2 separate regions of the Mus musculus genome follow, and region 2 is linked to region 1. A link is a loop called in an ENCODE intact Hi-C map of the cell type or tissue named here. Cell type or tissue: gastrocnemius. All regions are shown on one strand.

What was found. Hi-C counts contacts between places; a loop is a spot of excess contacts. Peaks named below come from ENCODE experiments on the same cell type or tissue, not always from the same donor. Only the 100,000 strongest peaks of a DNase experiment are listed, where the experiment ranks them.
Region 2: it touches region 1 in a loop (2.4-fold over the local background); 12 of 42 quality-filtered maps call a loop at or near these places.

The regions. Positions count from the first base shown.
Region 1 is chr2:103,446,380-103,451,379 of GRCm38, forward strand. Elf5 (E74-like factor 5) reads left to right here. Exons shown (of 7, transcript NM_010125.3): 5 at 1,053-1,115; 6 at 2,526-2,721; 7 at 3,185-4,610. The coding sequence ends at 3,281. Among named protein-coding and RNA genes, the nearest start is that of Elf5, 25 kb to the left of the region's middle. In gastrocnemius, no CTCF peak of the experiment used is centred here; a DNase peak (open chromatin) is centred at 2,894.
Region 2 is chr2:103,741,214-103,746,213 of GRCm38, forward strand. Nat10 (N-acetyltransferase 10) reads right to left here. Exons shown (of 29, transcript NM_153126.3): 9 at 3,073-3,206; 10 at 2,051-2,144; 11 at 1,831-1,929. Among named protein-coding and RNA genes, the nearest start is that of Nat10, 18 kb to the right of the region's middle. In gastrocnemius, a CTCF peak has its summit at 2,928 (motif pointing left); DNase peaks (open chromatin) are centred at 1,288, 2,935 and 4,454.

The DNA.
Region 1 (5,000 bases):
CACAATGATATGCAATCCCTTCCAATACTGAGTTAACTCTCGCTTCCTGCATGAAGTCTCATCTCCTTGTTTTTGCTGGGTCCCTTCCAATCTGTTCTCCACACAGTCACAAGAGGGATCTTCTTAAAAGATGGGCTGCTGAGATAGAAATGTAGCTCAGTTAAGTAGTTTGTGTAACATGAATGAAGCCTTGGCTTTCACCCCAGCATAAACTGGAAAAGCCAGTCCAGGCCTGTATTCCCAGCACTTAGTGAAGAGGTGGAGGCAGGAGGGTCGGGAGTTCGAGGTCGTCCTAAACTACAGTGAGTTCAAGATCAGTGCGAGCCATCTAAAAGCCTGTCTCAAAAGAAGGCAGGGCACGGGGATCGCAGAATTCACTTTAATATAAAATCTCAAACCACCACCCAGCCTCCAAAAACATCACCTACCACTGTCTGCAACTTACATGGGTGTAGTGGTGCCTCCCGCTCTCTCCAGCCACAGGGTATGCAAGCTTCCTAGGCACTCTATGATAGACACTGCCCCCTCCACCTAAAACCTGCTCTCCCTCCTCCTCCCCCTCCTCCTCCCCTTCCTCTTCCCCCTCCTCTTCCTACTCCCCTCCCCTCCTTTCTCCTTCCTTCCCTTCTTCCTTCTCTCCCTTTCCACTCTCCCCCTCTCTCCTCCTCTCCCTCCTCTCCTTCTCCTCCTTCCCCTCTTCCTCCTCCTTCCACTGGTTCGTAATGTAACTCTCTCCTCCTGTGAGCTCTACCCTCAGAAAGAAGACACCCCTTACCTCATTCTTTTTACAGCGTCATGTATTGATCACATTTGAAGCGACAGGTGATTTGTCTGTTTCATCTGGGGTTCACCTGGCTCCATGAGCAGGGACTGTGCCTGTGTCCCCTCTCATGTATCCCTGTACGCACAGGCCCCAGGACTGAGCACTTCCATCCCATCCCTCCATCTCCTAACCACCCTAACGAGCCTCCTCTCACAGTGACTGCAGTTAAGTTCCGTTCTTTGGGGTGCAGCTTGAGGCTCCTCCCCTGCCACGGGTCCTTTTGTTTCAGATGCTGATTCCAGTTGCTTGAAAACAAGTGGCATCAAGAGTCAAGACTGTCACAGCCGAACAAGTAAGGGTCCAGACACCATTCCCCTTCCCTAAGGCAGTTCACCTTTGAAGCTAATCGTTTGAGGGGGGCCTGTCCCCTCCCCAGGGAGGCAGTGGAGAGGCTGGTGTTTGTTTCCATACATGTGACCAAAATCATGACTTTCACTTGGACTTGGAATTTTACGAATTAAAGAAATGTTCTATATTCTATTACTGAAGGAGGGCTTTGTTTCCTGAGCCATTCTGCGGCCTTCTCCTTGAAGTACCCAGGGGAAGAGGATAAAGGGATGGGAATGTGGGGAGTTGAGCGGTCCAGGAGCCTTTCCCAGCGCTGAGATCTGCCCGGGGCAGAATCTAGCCACTTAACCATTGGCAGTAGAGCAGGTACCTTATTGCACCTTTGACACCTACAGCAACTAAATAGAGTCTGGCATTCCCAGAGCCAGGAAATTAGGGAGTCATGGCCCAGATCATTCTTATCCATGCCCTAAAGGCACAAGAAAATGCCAGCTCCCCGTGATAAGTGAACTGCAGCATAGACATCTTCACACAACCCTCCTGCTCATCAGCAAGGACTGAGTTCATGAGGAGCTGCAGGGAATTGGGTAAATCTGGTGTCTCTGCACGGGGATTTTACCAGTAGTTATCAGAAAACAGACTTGTCCCAGCTTGGTAAGGCTCCATGCAGAGTGCTCCAAGTGAGAGTTGTCCAGCCCAGCAACAGTTCTTACAGGTTAATTAGTTACCTCTCTATATACATACATATAGATAAATATGTATATACATGTATATACATATACATCCTTCCCTCCCACCCCACTGTCTTTTAACACCTTTCATTTCTTTAACACCTCTCATTTCTTTTTATTCTTTTAAGATTACAATTACATCATTTCTCCCTTCCTGCTCCTCCCTCCAAACCTTCCCACATACACCTCCCCATTCTTCTTCAAATCCATGGTTTCTTTTTTCATTAATAGTCATTGCATTTACATATGTGTGTATATATATATGTGTATATATACATACACACACATATATATATATACATACATATATATATTCCTAAATATAACCTGTTCAGTCCATATAATGTTACTCGTATGTATGTCTTCAGGCCTGACCACCTGGTACTGGAAGCCAGTTGGTGTCCTCTTCCCTGGGGCACCTCTTCCACTCCCAGCACTCCTCAGTTGCCTGTAGTTCCTTGTGTAGCACTGCGGCCTCGTGGGCTTTCCCATGTCATTTGGCCTGTTCATTGGTGTCTTCTTTGTTCATAACTAGGCAATCATGCCAGTGAAATTTTATGGGTATTGCTTCCACTGGATATTACTAGGAGACACAATCTCTCTTAAAACAAAAACAAAAACAAACAAAACCCCAAAAGACAGTTCAAGTGGGGGCTCACTTTATTCTGCTCCTTCCCCCAAAGGCCTCCAAAGTTCTCACCTGTGGGAATTTGTCAGAGACTTGCTGCTGTCCCCTGAAGAGAACTGTGGCATCCTGGAATGGGAAGACAGGGAGCAGGGCATTTTCCGAGTGGTTAAGTCAGAAGCCCTGGCAAAGATGTGGGGACAAAGGAAGAAGAATGACAGGATGACGTACGAGAAGCTGAGCCGAGCCCTGAGGTAAGTGGGCAGCAACGGACGCAGTGAACCTGCAAAGACAAGTTATATAAAATAGCGGGGCCGGGGAAACCCACACTCTGTTCAAAGCTTCCCCTCCCCCGCTTCATATGAAAGGGTCACGAGCTAAACCTCTTCTTAGTTTCAGATGGGATTATGGGTGGTAAAGTGACCCACCATCCTTTTTTGGCCTTGGCAGCATTCCCTGGGGGGGATCACCCTAAACCCAAGCTGTGGTGCACACCAGCACACAAACGCACGCTCAACTGACTGTGGAGAGAGAGGTTCAGCCTGTGAAGTGTCTGGGAAGGAAGGGTTTAAGTGTAAGCTGATAACGGGTGTGAAAATACCAGGGTAAGTAGAGCCCGGGCTATCACCTGAGAGAGCCAGGAGTGTTTATATATGCTGTTGTTTTTCTTGTGGTGCAAACCTTCTCTGGATTTCTCTCCTTTGCTTGCTTTCACAGATACTACTATAAAACGGGAATTCTGGAGCGGGTTGACCGGAGGTTAGTGTACAAATTTGGAAAGAACGCGCACGGGTGGCAGGAAGAGAAACTCTGATGGACACCGGACACCAGGCTCATTTGATGGATTTCTGTTGTTGGAAACAATCAGATCAAACTAGACATTTGAAAGTCTCCCTCCTCCCCCTCCTCCCCCTCCTCCCCCTCCTCTTCTTCCTCCCCCTCCTCCTCTTCAAAACCTACAAACACACTGATAAAATTTCTGCATGTCTCAGCTTACATTTGAATTCAGTTGTTGTCTATTGGGGCGATGCCATCAGCCCTTAAGCAATCGTCTTCATCCCAAGGGGGAGGAAGGGATGGTCTTGTGGCAACTTGGTGTGACACTGTCTCCTTAATGAAGTGTTTGGAGCTAAGGGAGCCAGTGTTATGGGTGCTGTTTCACAAGAGGACCCGTTGCACCATTAAGACACACGATCCTCCCGTTCCAGGGGTTCTGAGCGGTCGACTGAGGCAGCTTGCCTGTGGTTAGTTTTTAGGAAAGGGTGATGTAAGACTTCCTTGCTTTAGATTTGAAATTATCACAGTTATATTCCATAGAAGAATTTTTAATTAAAAAAATTTTAGTGGCTAAGCCACTAAACTGGGACCTAATTGGATGTAGCCTAAGTTACTAATAAGTCTCTTAACCAGATCACCATTTCCAACCACTTAGCCACAGTCACTTGATCCACGGCCAATCCTTCTGAACTTAACATCCTTGTAGTTAGTCACCTTGGGAATTGCTACCTAGATTGTTACCCCCTTCACCTCACTGGTGGCTATCATCAGGTCTACAGTGACCTGATCAACAGACATGTGCATTAATTTCTAAATCACTGCTGTGCCTATGATTCAAACCGTCAGCGTGTTCAGTTTATTGATTCTCTCTGAGGTCGGAATTTATTGATTCTCTCTGAGGCTAAGACATTAAACCTTTACCAAGCAGAGAACGTCCTAACAAGCCACGATAGCCGAACACAGCATCGATCTCTTCTCTTTTCTGATGAATACTCAAACTTTCCAACATATTCTCTTCACAAAAGTAAAGACAGTGAATTTACATCAATCAACGTTCATGGGTTAAAGTCTGCACTGACATTTCCTTGTCTGCCGTTGCATGCCGTTGGCATGCAAGGTGTTAATGACCTGCAACATGGTGGAGTGCCCTGAACCCTAACTTCCCCAGAGTTGGGACTGTCTAGTGACCGGCACTGAATAGCAATGCAGGCTGAAGACCTCCAGGTTTAGAATTTAACCTCAAAAGTAACTTGTTTTTAAAAAGAAATGTGAATTACTGTAAAATAATCTATTTTTGGATTCGTGTGTTTTTCAGGTGGATATAGTTTATAAACAATGTGAATAAAAAATATTTAACATGTTCAAATGTCTGTGTCTTGTTCAATTCAGCAACCTAGGAACCTTTGATGGCTCATTTTCTAGTAGCTGGGACTTTAAAGAGTCCTCCAAAATCTAAGAAGTAAGAATCCTGACTGCTACCTTCAGGTATTATAAAAATTTCTACTACTGAATAAGGCTCATAGGACCAACAACAACATTTTTTTTAGATTTATATTATTTAATGTGTATGAGTGTCTTGCCTACAAGCAGATGGACCAAGTGCGTGCCTGATGCCCATAGAGGTCAGAAGGCTTCAGATTCCCTGGAGCTAGTCATGGATGCTTGTGAGCCGCCTTGTGGGTATGGCAAATGGAACTCTGGTCCTCTGCAAGAGCAGCCAGGGCTCTCAACTGCTGAGCCATCTCTCCAACCCCAA
Region 2 (5,000 bases), 290 kb after region 1:
AGCAGCAACAAAAACAGCTGTGATGGTTCATACCTGTAATCAGTACACTTAGGGAGCTGAGACAGGAGGACAGTGAACTGGAAGACAAAACTAAAACTCAGGAGTTTACTGCACTGTACCCAGCATGAATGAGACTTAAAAACCCAAACCAAAAAGTGATATGAAGGTAGCAAATTTTGTAAAGGAGAATTTGGGGAAATCCCAGGAAACTAGACAGCTACACAGCTAGGTCTAAAGCTCAGCAATTCTATACTTGTCCTAGAAAACAAACACAAATTGTAGCACCTCATTTGACACTTGAAAGTACATCAACCTGACCTGCAAGCCTCAGTCTAGAGATGTGGCAAGCAGATGCAGACTGGAAAGGCGGGCAGCTGGAGGGCAGTATGGCATGCCTGCTCATAGGCACAAACACAGCCAGAGCACAGCCTCAGTACTGCTGGTTCCAGCGGGAACACTGGCCACGCACAGTCTGGTCTCGGGGCTTTTCTACGGGTCTGAAGCGTTAGTAAGAAAGCAAGCAAGACTGGGCTGATCTGGAGGTGACGGGGCGGGGGGGAGGGGGGGGAGATCTGCCTTACTTGCTTCTGGTCACAAATCTTTCATGGGACCCCACAACTTGATTCTTAACTAAATAAGCATTTCAAAAAATTACAGAAAGCAGCCACCAGGAAGCAGGCTGGCTTTAACTCAATACTCTTCTCAATTTCCAGGCTAGAAGGACACACTTTCTCAGAGCCAATACCCTGCCCTAGCCCCAAGACCCACCCCACACTAGCTGCAGTCCCCCCTGTCCCCAGCTGAGAGAATCAGGCAGCAGTGAGCTGAAAGGGCAGAAGGAGGAGACTAGAAAAAGACCCAGGGGCTTCAGAGATGGCTCAGCAGTAAGGAGCACTGACTGTTCCTCCATGGGACCCAGGTTCACTTCGAGCATCCACACTGGTGGCTCACAACTATTTCTAACTCCAGTTCCAGGGATCCCGTGCCTTCTTCTGCTCTTAAAGGGCAACAGACATGTATGTGGTACAAAGACACACATGCAGTCAAATACCCACACACAGAATTTTTAAAGGGGGGGGGAGGGTATCTAATAAAACTAACAGAGACTCCAGGGTAAAGGCGAAAGGCATAAACAGTGGTGGTGTCACCATCTGCCTTCGTATGCCGTGACAGAGCCACCCAGTGCCACTGCAGGCATAAGATTCAAGGATCATAAACTGCCAAGTTTACTAGGCTCGCTCACTTCCCATTCCAATCTAATGTCAAAAGCAATCAATGAATCTGTCCAGCAAGAGCCAGTGAGCCTTGTGCCTCTGCAATCCTGTCGCATGAGCCTCACAGAGACTGAGCAACACTGAGGCCTTCAGAAACTGGGCTTACAGAGATCTGTGGAGCTTTCCAGGAAATGTTGTTTAAAAGAGAAATAGGACATCAGCAAAACACAACGAGCCCCAGCACATTCTGCAAAGCTCTTTTCCTTTGAAATGGTGATGTGATTGTTCCAGCTGCAGATGTAGGTCTCAAAACCCACAGTAACTCAGCAAACGTCAACTGATGAGAGCCACCTTTCCCACTCTTGGGCACACTCTCAATCCCACTCCTTTCACAGTCAGAGACAAACTTAACTTTTCAATCCAGTGACATCACTTCCCCCACAGTTGACCTGAATGCCATCCTCACTTGGTGCTGATAATCTGCAACACACCACCATTCTCACACACCACTGCTGGGCAGGGCAAACCAATCACACAAATGGGCAAACCCCACACAGCTAGGTCCACACAGCGCGATCCTGGCTGGCCTGCAGAGCAGGTCTGAGATGAGCCTCACCTGAATAGTCTGTCTGTGCTCTCGGAACACATTGACCCTGATCACCGCTTTATTAAACTCGGGGTTCAGCGACTGTACAATCTCATAATCCAGATGCTCCTGGTGAAGAAAGAGTCAAACCCATGACAAGTTTCAGAGTCACTACTGAGAAAGCAAGCATTCCACAGACCACTGGGCAGAACTCTAGCACTAAAGCACACAGTCTACACGACTTTCTTACCTGATACTGCAGAGCATCAAATCCTTTAAATACAAATTCAAACAGCGTGTGGAGGTTATCCGGGCTTGGGGAGGTAACAAAAATATTGGAATACCTGCAGAACAAAAGAAAAATGGGGGAGGTGGTTTAGAAATTAAGAGACTTAGAACATTCTAAAGAAGCAAATAAAATTAAGGAATCATTTTTGGCTGCTTCTGTCAACACAAATGATAACCAGAGACAACAGCAGGGTAAGGGAGGAACACTTTTTGGGAGAGGAGAAAAGCAACCAAGACCTGAGTACACACCTCTGCAAAACTGAGACAAATGGGTTATCGGTGTGCTAGTAGCAAGCCCTGACCCAGGGCTACTTCATCAGTGTCAAGGCATACTACAAGAATAGCTGTCCACATGCAGAACCCACACACAGCTGCCAAGCCAGTATCCTGACAGGAAGGGCAGCCTCACACTCATCACTAGCTAGGCTGAGGTTTCCAAATTATGAAGTCATGGAGCTATGTGGTGCTGGGGCCAAGGCCAAATCTCTGCCAGCAGCAACCTGCAGGAGGATCTTGGGTAATCCCCTGGGCCTTGGTTCATCCACATACAAAGTGCCCACAGACTCTGTAAGCATCACCAGGGAAGACGGCACAGGGAGGACAAAGTTGTAGGTCCATCATCTGAGTTGGCAAAGCACACACAGGCCAGAAAATAATACCTTACTGAAAACAAATAAGACCCATCACCAACCAAGGTCATAATGTATTTCACCTGTATTTGTGCAATCACCAAAGCTAGTCAGACACTCTCACGATGAGAGGTTTTCTTTGCATTTGTGTCTGTTCAACTTAAGAAGCAAACAAAAGAGCTCTGGTACTGCCTACAGTGCCTCCTAGTGGCCCAGGGGAGCAGTGCTGCAGCTTCCAGACAAATACCCATGATCCTGACAGAAGTTACATGGTGGACAGCCCTGATGAGGAACCAGAGACAACTCCACCAGGTGCCTGACTCAAATCCTGCACACTCCCATGTGGAACCCTTACCCGAATGCCACTGCTCCAGCGATAGCCAGGCCCAGGGCCGCAGACTTGCCCCTTCCTCGGGCAGCGGTGAGGGCTACAGTACTCCTTAGAGTCTTCTCCGAGATCCCCTCAATGAATTTCAAGACAGCTTTGGCCTGTACAAAGATAACATTATGCGAATGTCCAGAAAGGCTATGGGGTTGGCTCTTATCACCAGTCGTGGAGAGGTTAGGCTGACGTTGAGGATAACAAAAAGGGTATTAGTTCCTACAGGCCAGAAAGCCCTGCTTGGTGCCTATGTTTCTCATGCCTTGGTCGGCTCCTCAGCTTTGTCAAGACCCAAAGTACCCTCAAAGCTCTCAAGTTTCTATCTCCACTGTAGACCACCCCCCCACACACACACTTGTCATACCCTTAGGTAGGATTCCTATAAGATCCATTTACACACAGACATCTCAGACGTTAAGCTGATGTAAAACAGTTCTACCTACTAGCCTCCCCACCGGAGTTTAACTGTCCAACTCTGGGTTAAACATACCCTCCATTTTCTCACCCAACCCTGACTTTCTAGTACCTCCTTTTGGTGACACCTTCAAAACAGTCAAGCCATTCCTCACAGCCCTCTAATTCTGCTCACAGCCATATTCTCCTGTTCCAGCTAACTCCATCATAACAGCAAGCAGCTTCAGTTACTCTTCCTGCTTCAAGCCATATCACAGCACAGCCTGCAGTGAGCTCGGCAGCTAGAGAGCCTTCTATAAGCTTGGGATGCTACCACAGTGTGCTAAAAGCACACAAAGCTTTCTTTCCACTGTCACCAGCTCTCCTAGTGGCATTTAGTAATGTCTATCCCCCACGCCTACCTCCTTCTTGCTGCTAGCCCTACTGGCCTCCTTGCTGGTTCCTAACCCTAACCCAACCCACACTCCTGCCTTCAGCCTATGCAGCTGCTAACCATTCTGCCCAGGGACTCATTTCACAGCTCCTTGGAGGCTTTGCTCTACAATCTTTCACCCCCTTACCCGTGTCTCTGGAAGCATCATTCTGATGTGCCCACACCTCTAGACTTCCTTTCCTTTTTCTTTGCTCTGCACAGCTCTTTCCACTAAACCGATTTAGTGGAAGAAACTAATTTCCTCCACCCAGAATCTGAATCATCCTAAAAAGCAGAGGGGCTCTCAGCCTTTCTAATGCTGAGAGCTTGTAATACACTTGCTCGTGTTGTGGTGACCTCCAACCATAACACTGTAATTTTGCTACTGTTATGAATCGTAATGTAATATCTGATATGCAGGATATCTGCATGTATGAGACCCACAGGTTAAGACCCACTGCTATACAGTATGAGCTCTGAAGCAAGAACCTTGCTCACTGCCAAGCCTGGCACACAGCCAAGTACATGGCACCAAATGGGAACAACTTCTACATGGGAGCCACACTAGCAATCAGGCCAAACCTGGGTCCCCGATGAGATCTAAGGAGTGAAGGAAGCTGTGCCTGTCGTCCTGAGGAGCCAGTCTGGGTCTCAGGGCAGAAGCACTAAGATGAAGACCCAGCAGTCAGGAAGGCACTTCAGGACACCAAGCTCCTCAGATGAAACACCCGAGGGATCAAGTGTGATAACTCATCGGTCTTTGCTGAATGATATTTTACTTTTTAAATTTTAGGGAGAAGTTCCAAATGCTAATTAAAAATTACTAGACTGAAATATATCCTAAATTATTTATCTAAAGTGAAAGGGTAACATGAAAAAGACAAATATGCAAGTAATACAGACATGAGCAGACCTCATAACCAAAAGGGAAAACAAAACAGGAATAATCAATAATCATTTGCCTGCCTCTTTCATGATGATGCCAATTAAAAACAATCAGCTGCCCCATGCTGATTAGTAATGACTCAAATGTAACTGTAGAGAAACCCAGAAAGGAGACCTCCTCCTGCACTGT